3 separate regions of the Mus musculus genome follow, and all the other regions are linked to region 2. A link is a contact called in ENCODE Hi-C or POLR2A ChIA-PET data. All regions are on one chromosome and are shown on one strand. Each heading gives the region's core, a stretch centred on a gene start or an enhancer-like site at or near the end of the contact. The rest is flanking DNA. Distances are from core to core; before and after follow the strand shown. Region 1 holds the start of 5730435O14Rik (RIKEN cDNA 5730435O14 gene). Region 2 holds the start of Cd164 (CD164 antigen). Region 3 holds the start of Mical1 (microtubule associated monooxygenase, calponin and LIM domain containing 1).

What was found. Hi-C counts contacts between places; a loop is a spot of excess contacts on that map. ChIA-PET counts read pairs that join two places held with the same protein, here RNA polymerase II (POLR2A).
Region 1: a loop to region 2 is called in a map of left cerebral cortex, with 2.6 times the contacts of the local background. The contact joins the promoter of 5730435O14Rik here to the promoter of Cd164 in region 2. A Hi-C loop is called at or near these places in 4 of 37 maps with a recorded cell type or tissue (Patski, gastrocnemius and left cerebral cortex). POLR2A ChIA-PET finds 5 or more read pairs at or near these places in 4 of 5 experiments (Patski and embryonic stem cell).
Region 3: a loop to region 2 is called in a map of T-helper 17 cell, with 1.8 times the contacts of the local background. The contact joins the promoter of Mical1 here to the promoter of Cd164 in region 2. A Hi-C loop is called at or near these places in 2 of 37 maps with a recorded cell type or tissue (T-helper 17 cell and heart). POLR2A ChIA-PET finds 5 or more read pairs at or near these places in 4 of 5 experiments (Patski and embryonic stem cell).

What each region holds. Positions count from the first base shown.
Region 1 is chr10:41,566,613-41,569,380 of GRCm38, forward strand. It overlaps 5730435O14Rik (RIKEN cDNA 5730435O14 gene), which reads left to right and starts at 1,404. Exons shown (of 4, transcript NR_045341.1): 1 at 1,404-1,487. All of the region lies in intron 37 of Ccdc162 (coiled-coil domain containing 162), which reads right to left.
Region 2 is chr10:41,518,199-41,521,184 of GRCm38, forward strand. Cd164 (CD164 antigen) reads left to right here and starts at 1,302. Exons shown (of 6, transcript NM_016898.2): 1 at 1,302-1,502. The coding sequence starts at 1,337.
Region 3 is chr10:41,474,757-41,477,683 of GRCm38, forward strand. It overlaps Mical1 (microtubule associated monooxygenase, calponin and LIM domain containing 1), which reads left to right and starts at 1,558. Exons shown (of 24, transcript NM_138315.2): 1 at 1,558-1,784. It overlaps Gm51797 (a long non-coding RNA gene), which reads right to left. Exons shown (of 2, transcript XR_003948996.1): 1 at 2,918-2,927.

The DNA.
Region 1 (2,768 bases), core at 154-2,653, 49 kb after region 2:
TTTAATAGACTCCATCTCTGTCTCAAGGGAAAAAAATATTAGCACCAGTGGTGGATGGAGACTGGTTTACTAGAAACTGGGAAAAGACTGGACAACGACATGAGTTTTTAAAGAAAGACTGCCAGGTTGACCTGATTTTCTCAGGAAATAGAGCAGCAGGATGCTCGAGAACCGGAAGAGCATGCTGGAAGAGCATGGCTGTGTGGCAGAATAACTGCGTGCTCCAGGCCCATGTCTTTGGCAGCTGCACAGCCTGGGAGGTCTAGTGTGGCAGCTTGGGGACTTGGGATTTGTCCTGACTTCACAGCTACTAATGACTTAAACAAGGATGCTTAGAGCTCAGAGCATCAAGAGGCTAAAGAATGGCCCAAACTGACCAAGAAGACAGATGGTGGGACAGTACAGTGTCCGAGGACAACATGTGTGAGCAGACAACATGCGTGAGCAGACAACAGGTGAGCAGAGGCTGGCGTCTCCAAGGTCTCCAAGCACTTCCTGAGCTGCAGATACACCTGATAGAGATTTGCCCCGCCTGCAAATCCTACTTTCCTTCCTACAAGATGTTATCCTTAGCTGGGTGTGGTGACACACGCCTATGACCTAGCAGCTGGGAAATAGAAGCAGGAGGATGGTAGAGTTGGTGACCTCAAAGTGAAAACAACATTCCGTGCCCTGCCAAAAATCAAAGATCCTTATCCTCAGCGATGGGCTGAGCAACAGTGTGCAGCTCGTGTGTGTGTGTGTGTGTGTGTGTGTGTGTGTGTGTGTGTGTGTGTGTGTATGGTGCTTTTATATATATATATATATATATATATATATATAATGCTCACACACACACACACACACACACACATATATATATGAGCAGGAATTCATACATACATACAGATGTATATATGTGTGTATATATACACACACACACTTACACACACACATCACAAAACTTATTCTTTTAACTGTCATCAAATACAGAACAGTGGCAGCATCATGACCACATGACAAATCTCTTTCCATCTCACAAAATAAAACCAGTACCCACTGAATACTAATTTGCCCTTTCTGTCCCCACCCATGGAAACCACCATCCCACCTTTTTTCTCTGAGAGTCTTCAGGGAACCTGAGAAATATCAAATTCAGGATCCTTACACTCGTTTTACTCTGCATCATGGCTCATTGTGTGGCACCGTGTGGCAGAATGGCCTTTCTTTTTTGTTTTTGAGGATTAATACACTATTTTTATTTGTGCATACTATTTTTATTTATGTGTGTATGCCGGCACGGGTTCATGTACACCACTGAAAGCAAACATATTTGTAAGCCGCCCAGTGTTGGGGACTGCTGCGAGAGCAGCAAGCACTCTTCATTCCTGAGCCATCTCCAATCTTTAAAGCAAGGCACAGTGGGTTTTGATTTAAGGCCCCTGCCCCTGGGAGATGGGGCCTCTCATCAGCACACACAGTGATGCTTCAGTGTAAATGAACACCGAGTAAGTATATGACTACATCTGTATCTGGGGGAAACGGATCTCCAACCACACTTGAGAATCCTCTACCTCATAACTAAGGGTTAAAATGTTTAATGTAAAAATTATGGGAACATTTCCAAAAACTTAAGAAAAATGTAAACCTGAAGAAAACAATATCCACCCAAAATTGAGCACATTTTTCCAAAACAGATTTTTTTTTAAGTTTTAAATTTCATTTATTTATTTACTAACTTAAAAAAAAAAAAAAAGAAAAGAAATACAGTCTTTCTTTCTGTGTAGTCCAGGCTAGTTTGGAGTTCTTGTCTCCTTTCCTCTAACTAACTGACGAATGTGTGTAAGTTTGTACGTGGAGGTCAGAGGGCAACCTGCTGGAGTCTGTTTTCTCCTTCCACTGTGTGGGTTCTGGGGATCAAACTCAGGTCACCAATCTTGGCAGCAAGCCCCTTTACTTACTCAGCCATCTCACTGCTCCCTGGGGTGGAACTCATTTTCCTCCCTTTTCATTGCGTGTGTGTGTGTGTGTGTGTGTGTGTCTGTGTGTGTCTGTGTGTGTCTGTGTGTGTCTGTGTGTGTGTGTGTGTCTGTGTTTGCATATGCATGTGAGCATGCCATGGTGTTTGTGTGTGGGTTTGATGGAACAATGTTCATGAGTTGGTTGTCCACTTTCACCATGGGACCCACAGATGGAACTCAGGTCACCCACACTTGGCTGCAAGCACCTTTACTCACTGATCCATCTTACTGGCCCCCTGGCCTGGAACTTTTAGTCTACCTGCCTGAGCCTCCCGAGTGCTAGGATTACAAGTGTGTACCACTGTGCCTAGCAGGACAGATTTTCTTCTTTTTTTTTTTTTTATTGTAATAGTTGCATGGAGATGATTTGTCTGTCAAGCACTTATTAATGAATGACCCTGAGCCTGGTGTCCAAGCATGAATGTGTGCTCCCTCATGCCGCCTTCTCAGACATAAGAGTCATTCAAAATGAATTCTTTCAATTTTAGCAACTGCTTCCTGCCAAGGGTAAATACTGTTAAACACTACATTTTAGGGTGGTAAAGAGCTCAGATAGCTTTTCTGATATACACAAATGTAAAATTATTGGTGCTACTTCTGCTGTGGAGGAAATGTGGGGGGGGGAATGAAATGCTACTCTTTGATGCTGTTAGCCTGTTACTAGCTTTTCCCCCTCAAACTGTACACTTCAAAAATATTTCCTACGCTGGGCAGTGGTGGTGCAGGCCTTTAATCCCAGCACTTGGGAGGCAGAGGCAGGCGGGTTTC
Region 2 (2,986 bases), core at 52-2,551:
ACAAAGGAACCACATTAAATTCATTACTGGCAGAAATAAGGGCTTTCAATCTTTCGCTAAAGTTGTAAAAATGCTTTTAGAGTCATTTTTTAAAATGCATACTACAGCGAAACAGACACCACCGAAACATCTGATATTCTTGTTATTAGGGTCACATGCATAATTAAAATTATGACATTAAAATTGTAACATAAAATATGGCAAACGCTAAACAATCAAGACAGCATAGTGCAAAACCCAGGGACTCTTGCATGAGGGACAATCGTTCTACCAAATGAACTACATTCCTAGCTCTACCTATCATTTTCAAGTCTCATTTAAAAAAAAAAAAAAAACCAAAACCACCTACTATAAGCATGTCAAGCGTTGATTATTTTGTGAGACCCGGCATCAGATGGCGCTCACGACTAAAGAGAGCCAGAGTCCGCCAACAGGCACTGAAAATGCCTGTTCTGCCACTATGCTATCCTAGTGTCAGGGTCAGGTCACTTTCCCCAAGTCTCATACTTCGTCGCTCGTGATGTGGGGATAGGAAGAGGCACGAAGGCTTTTCATCCCTAGCCGTCTTCCTCTCTGACCACAGTGATTGGGGCTGGGACAGATCGATCCCTACTGCGGATCTCTGAGTGACTCGGAAGAAGCAGGTGAGGCAAGGGCACCGGTGGCGGTTACGACAAGGAAGCGTCCGGGACAGATCACTTTCGGTCCCACCCACAGCTACGGGCACTGAACCAGTGGCCCGGCAAACTCTTGGATCCCGTGGTTCCGTCATTACTGAGTCCCCGAACTCTCAAAAACAAAAATTCACACTTAAAAATAAATCAAGCTTCACGGAAGAAAAGGCGGCTCCTACAGAGCCCTAGGCGAGCGCGGTCAGCAGAACTCAAGCTCAGCGGTCTCAGAGCCTCCGGGCTTCTTACCCGCAGCGCGCTACCGAGGGGTCACGTGACACCTCGCGGCCCGCCTCCCAGGCGGCGCAGGTGGACGCCCCTCGCTACGTCACGTGGGCAGTTCCATCCTTGCCAGGGCGGGGGGAGATCATCCGTGGTGCAGATGTGAGGAAAGCTCCATTGTGCCGCGCGTGATCCTCCCAGGACAAGAAGGACGGCTTGCGACGCACGGACTGCTGCCCTAGAGGTCTCCGCGGCCGCTTCTCTCCCTCCGGCCGGCTTCCTAGTGGTCTCGCCCGTTCCGCCCCGCCCCGCCGGGCTGCTCACGTGACCGGCGCGCGCTCCCGCGGGGCGGGCTTCTCGGGGGGCGGCGCCGCAGGGACGCAGTGCTAGACGGAGCCTGCTTTGCCGCAGCTTTTCTCCCGGACGCCTGGGCTGAAGACACAATGTCGGGCTCCTCCCGCCGACTGCTCTGGGCCGCCACCTGCCTCGCCGTGCTCTGCGTCTCGGCCGCGCAGCCCAACATCACCACCCTGGCTCCCAACGTGACCGAGGTGCCGACCACGACCACCAAAGTGGTCCCGACGACGCAAATGCCCACCGTGCTACCAGGTGGGCGCCCGCCGCACGCGCCGAGCCGGTGGGGACTCGCGCAACATGGCCGCCCGGCCGGAGGACGGCGGCCCGACGGGGTGGGGGGCGAAGGCGACAGGCGAGCTAGGCCGCGAGCGTTGCCCTCAGAGGCGCCATCCCCCCAAGCGCCTGGTAACTCCGCGCCGCAGCTCGGGACGGCGACGTGGCTTGCTTCCGCGGTGGCAGTTAGGAGTAATTGGACGAGGCGACGCGCCCCGCGGTCGGCGGGGTGCGCAAACTTTGGGCTCGTGGGACAGACTCTTGTCCTCCCCTCGAAACTTCTCCGGAAGTTTCTAATGAAGGAGTTCGGGATAGGTGGGGGACATTTAGAGATGAGTTGGGTGTCCCTTTGCCCCCTCCCACCAGCGAGCCTCCTGTAACTTCACGTTGACTTAGCTGAGCGGTGTTGGCTGTATCTGAGATTTGAGTGGTAAGGGAAGAACGAGGCTTGTGGCGGATGATGAGAAGTGAAACCTAGGGACATATAAAGAGCAAGATGTGATCTCCCGGGGGCCTGTGTTTTAAGGCTGTGGAGTTAGGTTGAAATTCAGTCTGTCCGTTTTTCTGAAATCCGATCAAGGAACACGCCTTTTGTTCAACTCTAGGGTTCGTTAAGGCTTGTACAAATTGGCATAGGCCGTGACGACGCAAATGAGACAGAAGGTAAATTTGAAGTAATGAGGTGAAAACACGACGTGCTTTAAGTTGGTTATTGCTCTTAATCTAGTAACTGCGCTTCTCAACCTAAAGATTGACTTGTCCTAGTGCCTTCTCTAGGGTTTTGGTTTTTTTTTTTTTTTTTTTTTTTTAATATGAATAAAACTAAGTAGTTCCCGATTTTTTGTTAGAAGGATGCTAGGGTAACAGATATTTTTAAATGAACAAAGTAAATTACAGAACAGTTCTGGGAATCTCTATCACGGTTAAAGTGATAAAGTAAAATATTGTTTGACTCCTACCTACTTGACAATTTCCTCCCAGACTTGTAATGTGTGGGTTCTTCATATTGTTTTAAGAGAAGCCTGGAAATACAAGTTAATTGCCTTGTATAATTGAAATGCCCACAGAGGAGATAACTTGTGTTTTCTGGCAATTACGGGGTTAGCTGCAGCATTCCGAAGGCTGCATCCATTATCAGGCTACACTGTTGTGAACAGCGTGTCTTAAGAACGAGTACTTTATGAATGGTTCTTCGTGTCCTGTTTGCAGTAAATACGTGTTGAGATCCAGGGCTTCAGCAAAGGAGAATGGTGCAGGCGACTAGTTTCTAGAAAAGAAAGGAACTTAGCTCCATTCTGGCCTGCTAAATTCTAATTTCTGGATTGTTTGGTTTAGTGTTCCCGAAGCCCCAACCATACAGTTGTTTTGTTGCCACTTTGTAACTAATTGTGTTGCTTGTTTTGAATCCTAATGTAAATATGATAGGCAGATGGTCTTAGCAGGCCCCTGTGAAAGGGCTGTTC
Region 3 (2,927 bases), core at 308-2,807, 43 kb before region 2:
ACTTTGAGACACAGTAGGCCTGGTACAGAAATCTGACAGAGAGACAGACAGACAGACAGACAGACCTTCTGGAGTCCTGAAGCTCTGTGGCTCTAAGGTGGGTCTTTAACTAGCAGCAAGGAAAGCTGGAAATCAGCAGGTTTTTAAGAGCTGAGGAACTCGTTCTGTGATCCTTTTAAAAGGCAGCCTTCACAGCCTTTAAATTTGTTGCTCATAGAGCCACACAACCCTGTTTGGCTACAACTGAAAGTCTCTGGGGGAACCTGGGTCTTTGTAAACAAGACACAGTAAGTTGCTGTAGTCCATCTGCTAATAAAAGGGAGAGGCATGATCCTGAAAGCCGGAAGCCCATCTCTACTGGGCTTTTTAGAACATTTTTTACACTGTGTGTTTAAGTATGGGTGTGTATGACATTCTGCAAATTTGTTCCAAGCAAAATGATGTCACTCTCAGGAACACAAGTGGGCCCAGCTCAAAGGCTTCCTGGCTTCCAAAGTGTGTGGCCTGGCTGGATTGTTGGCCTCTCCTGGCAGAGGGCTGGCATTTCCTCTTGCTTCTCTCTCTGCCTTCTTATCAGCTGCAGCTGTGTGTGTTTAGAGCTCAGGACTTACTGGGTACCCCAGTATATCTGGACAAAATGCAAAATGATTTATTCAAACACAAACCCAAAAAGATAGCCACTGGACCTTGGCTTTTGTTGGTCCCTGGACCTCAAGAAGAGAGATGTAGCCATTTTTTCCTAGGTTAAGCACTTCTGGGGTAGCGATTTTACTTCCTCATGATGTCAAACCTTATTTCAGTCCCGTGGTTTAACAGTGGTAGGTTGGGATCCAGAAAGGCCTGGGGCTGATAGCATCCATGCCACTGGCTGGTGAACATGTGCAGTCATGAAGCCTCATTGACATTTCAGTAAAATAGGTTTTGTTAATGCTCATGCAATAAATGAGAACTGCTGTTTTATTAACTTTAAAGCTGCTTGATTTTGAACAATTCCTTTCATGCTACAATTTCTTAACAGGAAATACTAAGAATTTGATTCCAAAGTTCCCTAGCATTGTCTGAGTCTTGACTTTAGTTCTGCACATTGAAGTTTTATCCTCTCCCACATACCCTTACCATCCTGTTTTTCTTAGTTGAAAACACACACACACACACACACCTGGTTGTGTGTGTACCTGGTTGAAAGATGTGGACCAGGACTTTAAGCTTTGTCTTTAGCCTGAGCCTGGGAGCCAGCCGACCTGTCCCAGGAGAGATGGACCCCCGCAACTGGATCGCCTGTGGCGCCAGGGGTGTGAATTTATCGGTGGGAGAGGTGAAGAGAGCTCAGACATCTGGCGCCACTCTCGGTTCTTGCAGCTTCAATAAACTTCTTGCCGGAGGCCTGCGCCCGCTCGGCCAGCTCTTGGAAGTGGCCTACAGCGTGGGTACCACCGGGGCGGACTCAGGCACGGTCACTCAAGTCTCTGCTCTCCCTGTCCCTGCCTGGCCAGACCGTTTGGAGGCCCCCAGCAGCCCCTGGTGTAGGCAGAACCACGCCCTACAGCACCACCCGGCAGGCGTGGGCGGGACCCAGGCTGTCCCCAGAGGAGGACTGCGGAGTACGGAGGTTCGGAGTAAGTCTTCCTCTGTGCTCTGCGCTGGCGCTGCGGTCCAAACTCTTTGGAACTCCCCGGTTTCTGCCACCAGGCATCTCTTGCTTTCCCTGCGCCACCCCTTCCTCTGCCCCTAGGCCTGGGACACCCTTCCGACAGGAAGCGGCTCTTCCAGCCCCAGAAACGCTGGTAAGTAATCCAGCGATGCCTGCTGTGCGTCCTCCTGCTCGCTGGGCTGGGGGTGAGGATAAGGAAGGGGGTGGGGAGCGCTTCCGGGGAAATGGGGTAGGGAGCCACGCCTGGCTGGTTTGGCGGGTCCTCTTGCCGGCCCTACCCAGATGAGCGCCTTTGTGCAGATTTTGCTGTCTAGAGTATTGGGAGCTCTCACCCCCGCTGCTCAAGGTCCAGCTCTCCATCCCTTTAGACGCTCCACCAATGGCACATCCTTTGTGCTTGTTTCCAGTCTGGGTACCTCTTTTATTTCCTTTAGCAGAGGTCGCTCCAACCCCCAGTCTCCCACTTCCAAGAGGGACTCCTGTCCTTTCTGAAGATCTATCCACTCTTGTCCTAGTGACCCCCTAGGGCAACCTTTGCCTCCTCCTACTACGCGGGCAATGAAGGGGCTGCTGGGGGATGATAGATCGGCCCACAACCCCCCCACCCCACCACCTAGTTGCCTCTCCCACCGAGAGCAACCCATCCCCCCATACTCTTCATCTCTTCCGGTGGCAGCGTGAGAAAGCCCTCCAAGAGCCCTTAAGCTGCGTGTGGGCTGGAGGGAAGGAAAGGGGTACAAAGAGAGGCCTTGTCTCCAGAGATTCCTGGGAGAGCACAGAGGAACGCCGTGGGAGTGAGGCTAGGGGTCGATTAGATGTGAGGGTCTGCGGAAGGGGTTGCTAACCCCACTCCTTCCCACAGCCCGTTGGAGCAGCGACGCAATCTCTTCTCAGGGGAAGTGTTTTGACCACAGTGAGTCAGAAGGTCTGTCATGCAGACAACAGTCACAACATTCTCAGGCTATTTGTGAGGGTAGTTTGGGTGGCTGAGAAGTGGAATCTACACAGGCAGTGTTGCCCCTTGTCAGGAGGCAAGCACGTGGAAAAGAACTTTGCCTTTGGGGAGAGGCACATCCTACAACCAGCGTGGCACTAAGTTCGCCAAAGGGCGCTGGCGAACAGAGACTTAGGAAGAAATGGGTGTGTGTCTGTGAGGCAGCCGCAGTTGAACTGGGGTGTTAGTTCCTGCTGTCTACAAGAAGGGAAACCTCCGCCCCCACCCCACCCCTGGCAGCCCGCTGAGAAACTCCCCCGTGTCCTACTTACAGGTCCTAGG